Regions from separate parts of the Homo sapiens genome. Here region 1 is linked to region 2. Evidence: read pairs that join two places in POLR2A ChIA-PET (ENCODE). Cell type or tissue: PC-9. All regions are shown on one strand. Links, peaks and the distances in the headings refer to the core of each region. The heading gives the core; the rest is flanking DNA.

The links. Peaks named below come from ENCODE experiments on the same cell type or tissue, not always from the same donor. Only the 100,000 strongest peaks of a DNase experiment are listed, where the experiment ranks them.
Region 1: POLR2A ChIA-PET joins it to region 2 with 5 read pairs; 2 of 35 experiments call an interaction of 5 or more read pairs at or near these places.

The regions. Positions count from the first base shown.
Region 1 is chr20:24,153,588-24,158,969 of GRCh38, reverse strand. No RefSeq gene overlaps it. Among named protein-coding and RNA genes, the nearest start is that of LINC01721, 43 kb to the left of the region's middle. In PC-9, for the core only: no CTCF peak of the experiment used is centred there; no DNase peak of the experiment used is centred there.
Region 2 is chr20:24,093,739-24,099,120 of GRCh38, reverse strand. WAKMAR1 (wound and keratinocyte migration associated lncRNA 1) reads left to right here. Exons shown (of 4, transcript XR_001754557.2): 2 at 4,107-4,216. Among named protein-coding and RNA genes, the nearest start is that of WAKMAR1, 16 kb to the left of the region's middle. In PC-9, for the core only: no CTCF peak of the experiment used is centred there; DNase peaks (open chromatin) are centred at 1,060, 1,400 and 3,180; H3K27ac peaks cover 2,201 bases.

The DNA.
Region 1 (5,382 bases), core at 74-5,073, 60 kb before region 2:
TGTTCGCTTTGATTTTATTTAAATTCTACTGGTGTTGTGGAGCTCATTCTCTAGTTGACTTCACCTTGCTTTATCTGAGAAGAGCTGATGACTGATGGGAGTCACGCTTCTTTCAGCATTAACCATGATCCTAGGACAAAATGGCAGAGGCAAATGGAGGTGGATGTGAAGCAAAGTCAGCACGCAAATACACTACTTGCTGAAGCCTGCGCTGACAGATGGCCTGAACTCCTCACTTTGCTTTCTGAAATAGAATCTCCTTTTGCAACCTCCAAGGTAGATTAAAAAGCTCCATAGAAACATCACAGATATGAAAAGCACATGAAGTTAACCCATCTAAAAGATGGGCAATTACTATTCAATAAGTGAGAGCAGGTGGCATCAATCCCTTCTCTGCCTGTTGCATTTTGATTTCTGTCCCAGAATAGCTGCCATCAATCATTCCCTATCACCGAGAGGCTGGAGAAGCCTTGCTTCAGCGGTGGAAGCTCCTGGGAAGATGCCAGCTCTCTGGGTGGGGAGTTGTCAGACTGAGCTCACCAGAAATGCTTGTCTATAGTGCCAGATCAGGAGAAACAGTCCTGAGTCTCAGGAACAGACCAATAATCAGTAACTTGGGGTTTAGGTGGATGGCTGGAATCCAGGGAAACATATAAATGAGGATATCAAGGTTGATATGGGACCAGAGCAGAAGGATCCTAGAAGATTCAGTAATATAATGAAACAATGGCATCAGTGGTCCTGATTCATTTATCCATTTATCCATGCTTTTGTCATATGAATTAAAGTTTCTTCTGCTGGAGTAGCTATACTTGTATCAGATGAAACAGGTTTTAAGTCGAAAATGGTAAAAAAAAAAAAAAAGACAAGGTCATTTCAGCAAGAGATTATAACTATATAACAAAATATATATAACTAAATATATATATATATATATACACACACACACACACACACACACACACACACACCCCGCACTGGAGCACCCAGATTCATAAAACAAATACTTCTGGACCTAAAGAGAGATGTAGACAGCTATACAATACTAGTGGGGGGCTTCAACACCCCATCCACAGCATTAGACAGATCATCAGGTCAGAAAGACAACAGAGACATTGGACTTGAGTTTGCCTTCGGACCAAATGGAACTGACAGATATTTACAGAACATTCTACTCAACAACTGCAGAATTCTTTTGGTCAGATAGAGAATGGAGACTCAAAAGACAAAGGGAATGGGAGGCTAATGGATAATGAGAAATTAGTTAATGGGTACAATATATGTTATTTGTGGAATGGATACCCTAAAAGCCCTGACTTGACCATTACACAATTTATGCATGTGATAAAATTCCACATATACCCCATAAATTTGTACAACTAATAAATAAATGAACTTTCTTCTGCTAAACTAAGCTAAACAGAATGTATTTTTCACTCTTGGATTTTGTATTCGTCCTCATGACTCATTTTAGCTAGTGGAAGTGGGTTGAAGTGACAGTGTGCGTGTGCACCATGTGACTTGCTTCAGCCAATGGGAAGTGGTAAAATGGCCTGTTCTGTGGCCTTGTTCATTTTTCACTTACGTCCTGCCTCTGCCACAGGGAAGAACATGACCCTGCCAGACTGCTGGTGCAAGAAGGCTGAGAAGTATGTGTGGCAGAGTCACCCCAAATGACCCACAGTGTGATCTGCAGTCAAGCAGCCCCTGCTGCAGCACCCTGAAGCAAGCCCAACCTAGATCAGCCAGACCCCCGTTGCCCCACAGATGCAGGAGTAATAACAATGATTGTTTTCAGCCACTGAATTTTGGAGCATTACATGGAATAATTATGACATTAACTGACCAATGTGGTCAGCTGTAAGGAACACTCCGAATGGACACTTCTATGCATTTCTTTTGCATGTGACTGGCCGTATGTCATTTGGGAGGGGATGGTGTGTTAATGCGGCAGGTTGGTAACTGAGACTTCTTGCCAATGCTATATTAGAAGTATTCTCCAAGAATTCACCCAAGCTTTGCAAGAAGATCAAATAAACTCTGAATATTCTTCAGTTCCCTAGAGGGCTTACTGCTTAGCTGCTTAGCTGTTTGATTTTTTTTCTCTCAGCCTACATTTCCTTTCTTCCTCCTTTCCTTCTTTTTCTTTCTCTCTCTCTCTTTCAATCTTTCCTTCCTTCCCCAGAAGCTCCATGCTAGTTTTCCATGCCAACAGTGCAGGCAGGGTGTCCTGAAAATTTTAATGTATTTAGAATTCAGAATATTTGTTTCTGAATTAACCATGTATGGTTTTGAATGGCTGTTAGAAAATGATCCATCCTAATTTTTAACTTTGCTCTGGATCCAGTTACCTTAAGTAGATGCCATTGGTTTTACTCTTCTTAGTAACCAAAGGACATTCAAAATTTGCTCTTGATACACTCGGGGTAATGATTCCATTAGGAAATAAGGATACTTTTAGAGCTCTTTCCACTGCGAGAAGGAGAATGACACAAACTTGATGGAATTAGAGTCAGAGACATTTAGAATTGATAGAGATATTCAAGAGCTCATTTTAGGTAGAAAAGAAAGATTTCAGAGTTTGTGAGTCCTTCCCAAAGCCACACAGTTTACAAATGACAGAACCTAGTCTAAAGCCTGGTGTCCCAATTCAGACTCCAGTGCTGCTCACTAGGAATGGAGGAGACTCCAGGCTTATGTGTAATCACACCCCTGCTCCTGTGCCCACGGTATTTGTCACTCATCAGCCATGATACACTTTCCTGCAAGGTTGTTGCAATGTCCTATTTTCATCCTTTCACATTCATCAAATGGGAAGAAACTGGGTATGACTGAGGCAGGATTCCTCTTGGCCAAACAATGTCTCTGTGTACAAGAATATTGCATTCTGGAGCCAACAGTGGTACAAGGTTCAAAGAGTAAGGAAACATCAGACTAAGGCTAAAAGTCTTAAAGGAATGCTGGATTGTTCAATGTGTTGCTGAGTTGTCATTTCTGTACCTAATCTTTGTATTTTTTCAATGCAGCCTTTAAAAATGGCTGCGTTGATGTGGTATCTTAAAGAACTGCTCTGGGACATAACGAGATCTCCTGTCTCTTCCCTATCTTCAGTTGCTCAACACAAGAACTTGGATGTGTGGGCACATTCAAAATCCTGTGCCAACACTCACCTGCTGACCTTGTTCTCCCTCCAGTTGTGCAATGACATAGACAAGACCCAGAGCCTTGGCCACAGGGCCTTGGGTAGAAACCTTTGGTTCCTTGGTATCCATCTTCATCGTGGGAGCACGTTGATAGAAAAACTCAAGACCAGCCCCAGGGAGCTGCCTTCTAAATTGTGTCATATTGCAACATTTCCCCTATTTTCCTCCCATTTCTATGACTCTGAATTGACCTCCCAAAACAACCCAAATTCCTTAATAGAGACCTCTACTAGAAGAGAGTTAAAACATGTCTTTAAGGATACCCCACACACAGACAGTGTATCACTGGGTGACCTAATGACTCTGAGAGGCACTGATCCATCAAAAGGAGTCCTTAAAATTATTAGTGCTAGGGAGATTGCACATAGTCAGAGAAGCCATCGATCAATAGATACAGCAAATAACCAGATTACAAATGTCCCTCAGAGCAACCATCAGGAACATCAGCAATGCTAGATCCTACTGATCCTGTTCCAACCACCAAGGACCAGAGGGTCCTAAGATGAAAAGAAAAGCAGGCTATCTCCAAGAATGCATAAACGAGCAACACAAAAGAAGCAGTTTTGAAATGTTCGGCGACCACAGCCTCTGCCTGTGGCCCTGGGTCACCATCCCAGTGTACCTTATTTCCACTTGGGCATCACCTTCTTTTCTGTATGTGAACATTTTCAGCCTCTACTGGAACTTCCCCCTGAGAACATAATCCTGTTCCAACCTCTCCCTGGAGACACACATTCACCCCTGTGCACAGTGCCTGCAGAAACAGACGCACACAAAAGCCTCCAATTACCAATTGTCACCTGCCCCTTCAAGGCCCCTAGTTAGTGCTCCCTCAACAGGTGCCATCTGCTACCTTGAAAACCCCAACGATCTATCTGTCCTTTTCCAACATCTTGAAGACCCCCAAGGTAAGACTAACAATGTAGCAGCCCTTTCTGCAAGCTTTGGGTAAAACATTCTCCTTATCGTTTGGCTTAGTGATGCCACAACTCAGTGCTCACAGGAATAGTTTCAAGTAAAACTGTCACAAATAAATAGAATACATAATGCTCATTATTGATGGATGGATAGATACAAATACAGATATATTCTTTACACTTGGGACATTGAGGCTCATGAATGCCATATGTGTGATCTCAGTATATAAAAAATGAGAAAAGAGAGATGCCCTGGGGTTGTGGATGGGTCTGCTGCAGTGGTTCCTGTTGCATGTGTCTCCACCCATGAGGAGCTCCTGCCACAAGCTCCCTGGGCTTCCCTTGCTTGGGGTTTAATGGCGTGAGAGTAGGATGTTGCTTTGCTTCCTTTGGAGATGTGCAGTGTTCAGAATGGCTGAGTGAGAAAATCCTCACCTCCCTTTTTCTACCAGATCAAACAATTTCTATTATTATATTAGCACAGTAGAGAGAACCTAGAGGATTGGGTGGTTGTATTATGCGTGTTGTTGCCCCAACGTTATAAATTTGGACAGCAGAGAACTGGTGACGTTGCTAGCAGAGATTAAAATGTATGTTTTGCTTTTGGAGGCTTTGATGTTTTCCTGAAGGAATTTTGGTTATTATTTTTCCAATCTGCCCCTAAGTGTCGTATGCATGGGAAATGTGCTCCATGTCTGGGGTTAGGGGTGTTGTATCATTATTTTTCACAGGGATCCTAGAGAGTTCACATTCTTTCCAACAGTAAAGGGAGGAGAGAAAATGGGATTTCAAAATTTTTTGGTATAAAAGATTATTGCAGAAATTAAGGTAAAACCTCTTGCCGAAATTTCCAAAACACTGTGGATAATGGTAGCCAGTGGCTTATGAGAAAACATGTGGAATGCCATGCAGCGTGCTCTTTGGAAACTCAGCCCTCCACTCGGGTTTAAATTTATAGTCTGACTTCATCCTGTTCTGGGTGCCCAGTGCCTGGCAGGCATTCTGAGGGCCAACAGTAAACTGTATACCCTGTCTGCAAGAAGACAACCAAGGAAGACCACTGTGACCTGAGCTGTGGGGACAACTCATACCAGACAAGGTAAGATTAGAGCTTACCTTGATGACAACAAGTGACAACAGAAAGACCTGAGTGCGGCATGAAAAGGAGAAGAGAGAGCATTGGAGCCTGGACGGGAGTTTGTCCAGGGCCCAGGCGTGCACCCTGATGGCGCGAGACAGCTGGGAGGGAACAGATGGGCACT
Region 2 (5,382 bases), core at 187-5,186:
GGTATCTTCAGCTTTCACACATGCATCCCCGTGGGAGGAGGGTGTTTACTGAAATCATAGCATGAGCTGCCAACAAGGAATTCAGAGGAACAGTCTGCTGGTTCCTGTGTATGCAGTGTCCATTTTCCTTCTTCTTTCTCCATAAAATTTCTACCTCCTTCTGTGAATTTCCCAGGGCTATGTCTACCTTCTGTACCACAATGTACAAGGAATAAACACAAAACTGTTCAGTCATATTCCCCAGACCTTCGGATCCATTAGCCTTGTATTTGTTGTTTTAGTTATTCTCCTCCACACCCACCCCCACCATCAACTACCCAAAAAGTCCAAATTTGCATGCTAGCCTGCCTTCGAATCCTTTGGGAATGGGCTGGGATGCCCGAGAAAACTATGATACATCTAAAGGAGATGCCTGCACAAATGATAGAATGGAAGACCAACATAAAACTAGGTCAGGGAAGCTACTGGCATGTGAATTTTAACATCTATTATTCTGCGTTCACTTTTTTTCATTAAAAGATTCCAGGAGTCAGGCAAAACTGGGGGCACAGAGTTAAAGTCAAAATGCAGAAGGAGGCCGGGCGTGGTGGCTCACCCCTGTAATCCCAGCACTTTGGGAGGTCAAGGCAAGAGGATCACTTGAAGGCGGGAGGATCACTTGAGGCCAGGAGTTCGAGACCAGCCTGGACAACATGGCGAAATCCTACTAAAATACAAAAATTAGCCAGGTATTTTGGTGCATATCTGTAATCCCAGCTACTGGGAGGCTGAGGCAGGAGAATCACTTAAACCTGGGAGGTGGAGGTTGCAGTGAGCCAAGATTATGCCACTGCACTGTAGCCTGAGTGACAGAGCAAGACTGTGTCCCCCTCCCCACCAACCAAAAAAAAAAAAAAAAAAAAAAGAAAGCAGAAGGAGCTAGCCAGATCACCTAAAATAATGAAAAAACTCATTCCAGGGATTGGAGCTGAATTAGGAACAGAAAAGGCCAATGTGGGAAGTGTCACTTGCTAAGCAAGGAAAGTTATTTCTGCTGGCTTTTTATGGCTCATTCATGCGTGCGGTGTTTTCACCTTGAGCAAATACTAAAAGTCAGCCTTTGATGGGAGGTACCAGCCAGGTGGCTCTGATGTCTACCCCCTCATTTCTTTATGCCCTACCCGCTAAGCCATCTCCATCTTGCAAATTCTTTTGTTCTTTTTTTTAATATCTTTTTATTCATTATATCTTATTAAATGCTTGGAAGTGTGTGTGTGTGTGTGTCTATATATATATATATGTTTCGTTTGACCTATTTCTTAATGAAGGTTTGCAATGTGGCAGGCACATACCTAGATGTGTATCTGGTATTAGCTTATCAGATACTCATGGGCGAGGCATGCTCACTTTACAGGTAGACAACCAAAACTCAGTGGGTTTGAATGACTTGGGACGTGTCACCCAGTCAACCACTGATTGATGGCATGTGGACCTAACCCATTCACTGGCCTCTTGTGCAACTCTCAAATCCATATTTCCATCCCTCTGCTTTAGTTTATGTTCAAGCCCTTATCATTCCTTACATAAATTATTGAAAAAGCCTCCTCACTTTCCTCACTGTCTCAAGGCAAGACAATTTTCTCCTAAAATGGCTGATTTCTACTAGTTGTAGGTCATCACTTTTCCTATTTTCACCATTCTTCAACCTCAGGTTCTTGTATCCATACAAACATACTCAGTGAGTTTTAATTCAGCTGGCTGCTAATTTCACATTCCAGGATGTAGAACAGCCAGTAATAGCTGCATCCATACAACAGCCAATATTCAACAGCCACTTATCAACCACTTCCGATGCTCTTCCGGGCACTGAGTAAGATGGGAAACCTCAGCACAAAGACAGCAAGTGGCAGAAGAGCGGGAACAGCGGCATTTAAGATCTGGGCCTGGAGGAGGATTTCAACACGTCCTGGGAGAGGGGGAGGTGGAGAGAGGCTTTGTGTTTGGATGCCCCAGGAGAGGCGAGAGGCACGACTCTGGGAGGCGAAGGGAAAAGAGGAGTGTGTTGTTAGATGCGCTGGAGGGAGAAACAGATAATGCCTGGTTGGCCCCGCTAAGGAACTTGAACCCCGTTCTGAGAGTCCTAAAGGGCTTAACATAGACAGATGAGATTAGATCTGCATTTCTCCAAGAGCGTCTGCTAAAGGACGACCTGGAAGGGCAGCTGGAGGTCTGCAGTGTTCAGAACAGAGAGTGTTCAGAACAGAGAGTGTGGATGTTCTGCTCTTTGTCTGCTCCTAACAATGGATTTTAAGGAGCAAGAGTGGAATTATTCTTTTGTCAGAAAACTCTACAGTCCTGTGTTAAAAGAAAAGGACTACGTTTCCTTAGCAGTTTCAGCAGAAGGATCACCCCTTAGGACATAAGATCAAACCCTCACTCCACTGTAAAATGCTCAACTGGAGCAACAGAAGCAGCCACAGGCCCCCAATCTCCATGTCTATTGTTTGCTGCCCCGGCAGTGAGTGTCCGACAGGTAGAGGCTGAGAATGGAAGTGCTCAGTGGCAGGTGCATTTAGCACAGGGACTCCCTCAGTCTGTAGCTCCTGCCCCTTTTTAATCCAGGGACTGTCCCTCACAGCTTCACACTGGCCTGCCGGGTCCCAGCTGCCAGCAGGCTTCTCAACATCTTCATTAAAGCCCTGGAGGGATTGATTTCATTTCAATTAACTTGTGCTCCCTGAGGTCCTTGATGGCCTGTATTCAGTTTGAGGATGATTCCTGAGAGTGGCCGCCCCCTTTCTGGACAGAGGCATCTTTTAGGTACAGATTCTATAAATCCTCTTGCCACTTCTCACCAGGTGCCGCCTTTTCCATCTGCACTTTGGATTCCTTTTAAAGGACAGCACAGTCAAAAGACTGATCTTAGTGATTGAGGAGTGGGAAGCGTGGAGAGGGGCACAGCAGAAGGAAATGTGGGGGAAATGGGCTGGAAAGGCAGCTCTATCACCGGCTTCTCAGAGACATGTGCCGGCTGCATCCCATTGCCCCTCCTGAGAAATCTCATGGGTCTTTGTCTTTTTAACCAACAGCATGGAGCTACGTCAGTGTGGAAATTCACCTGCCACGCTGGGACATTTCATTTTCATGAGTCATCAGGTTTTCATGTCTACGCTTGCCATTTGAAAGAACACCAATAGTGAGGCGGCAGGCACATTTATTATCACTCATAAATTATGAAGAAAAACTTGAGCTGCCATTAGTTGTCAAGGCCTACCTTGAAGGCACAAATATTTTCAGCAGAGCCAGTGGGAAAGGGAGGGCGTTTCAGCCCAAGGTAATCAAGTTACTGCATTGTGGAACCTCTGGGCTGAAAGGAAACTTGGTAGTCATTTTTCTATTCTCTCCTAGAAGTCCCTTTTCAATATTCTTAGAGAGTTTAAGTGATTGATATCCTCACCCACTTACAAGGTTTTGAAAAACAACTTGCCAGAAAATGTGCAATAATTTTTAAATAAAATAATATTCAAAATAAAAAAAAACCCACCAACCAATTAGACAAGTGCCAAAGTAATGGTTTACAGAGGAGGCAGAGTTTGGGCCAGTGTCCATTTGAGCTTTCCTGGCAGCCAGGCAGAGGTAGGGCACAGCTTCTGTTAGAGATAAAGGGGCTGGCCCTTCAAGGGGAGGGTTCCCTCCTACTGAGTCCATCAAGAATGCCTATGATCCCTGTACACTTCACAGGGAAAGTAGCAGCCACCTGCATGTCATCTGCTCTCCACAGCATTTCCACATCAAATGCTGGAATAGACCCATGTCTGTCTGGGTGAAACCACTCTCACCGAGTTAACAAGAATTACATGCCAAGTTCTAGACAGAAATAGAATTAAGCATTAATCTGCTGTGCCCCTCTCCACACTTCCCACTCCTCATTCACTAAGATCAGTCTTTTGACTGTTCTGTCCTTTAAAAGGAATCCAAAGTACACTCATTTCCTTGTAGCTGCTTGCTACCGAAAGTCATGCAGCACTACATACTGACCACTTGCATCCGTGTTGTTCCTATAGATAGGATTTCTGATGCTAGAATAATAATGTTTCTGTTTAACAATTGCTTAATATGTTTTTCAGATCCTGAATTCCAGTGGAATGGCTGATACCAAGCAGCATGAAGACCCCCCCAGAGGAGCACTATCAGCATGAAGACCCCTGCAGAGGAGCCTAATCAGGATGAGAATGAGGTTTCTTCATCTCCTTGTCTCATGACTTCACCCTATGCTCTTTGACCAGTCAAGGATCCCCACACCTCGGCCCACTATTCATCCAAACCCCTTAAAATCCCTACTTCCAAACTCCTTGGGGAGATGGAGTTGAGGTTTCCTTCTGTCTCCTCATTTGGTTGCTTTACCATGAAACCTCTTTCTCAGCTGCAACTGGGTGACTTAGCGTATTGCCTTGCTGTGCATCGTGAAACAAACTTGGTCCTGTTACATGGGTTCTCCTTGAGTAAAACCAAGGACAGAGGAGGCAGGGAAGCATGGCTTAGTGAAGGAAATTCATCAGGGGCCCCAACTGATTCAAATCAGGGCTTAGACTATCTGAAGAAATAGATTAACTGAGTAGTTTTTAAAGAGCCTTTCTGAAGTGGCTACGTTGTCTGGGGTAAATACCCGGGGTTTGTTCTCTCAGTCCTCTCACTCCAGGAAAATTTAGGACAAGGACACTCATGAGGAGTTTAGGAGTGGAGGTTTAATAGGCAGAAGAAAAGAGAAAGAAAAGCCTGGGCGTGGTGGCTCACGCCTGTAATCCCAGCACTTTGGGAGGCCGAGGTGGGTGGATCATGAGGTCAGGAGATCGAGACCATCCTGGCTAACACAGTGAAATCCCATCTCTACTAAAAATACAACAAATTAGCTGGGCATGGTGGCGGGCGCCTGTAGTCCCAGCTACTCGGGAGGCTGAGGCAGGAGAATGGCATGAACCTGGGAGAAGGAGCTTGCAGTGAGCAGGGATAGCGCCACTGCACTCCAGCCTGGGTGAAAGAGGGAGACTCTATCTCAAAAAAAAAAAAAAAAAAAAAAAAAAAAAAAAAAAGAATAAAAGAGAGAGAGAAAAACAGCTCTCTCTATAGAGGGAAGGGTCTTCCGAGCAGAAAAGTCTGGCTGGCAGGGATGCACCAGATTTTATAGTCCAGCTTGAGGAGGCAGTGTCTGATTTATGTAGGGCTCACAGAATGGTTCGATCAGGTGTGACATTTACATGGGGGGGCAGGGCGGATGTGAAGGCTGGTTACCCCACCCTTGTGCAAATGAACGCTCCCCTAGGCCTGCTCCATCTTGTCTGCTCCTTCTTGAACACGTGGCTGACAGAGAAGGGAAGATGGAGACACCATCTTGAATATGTCTAG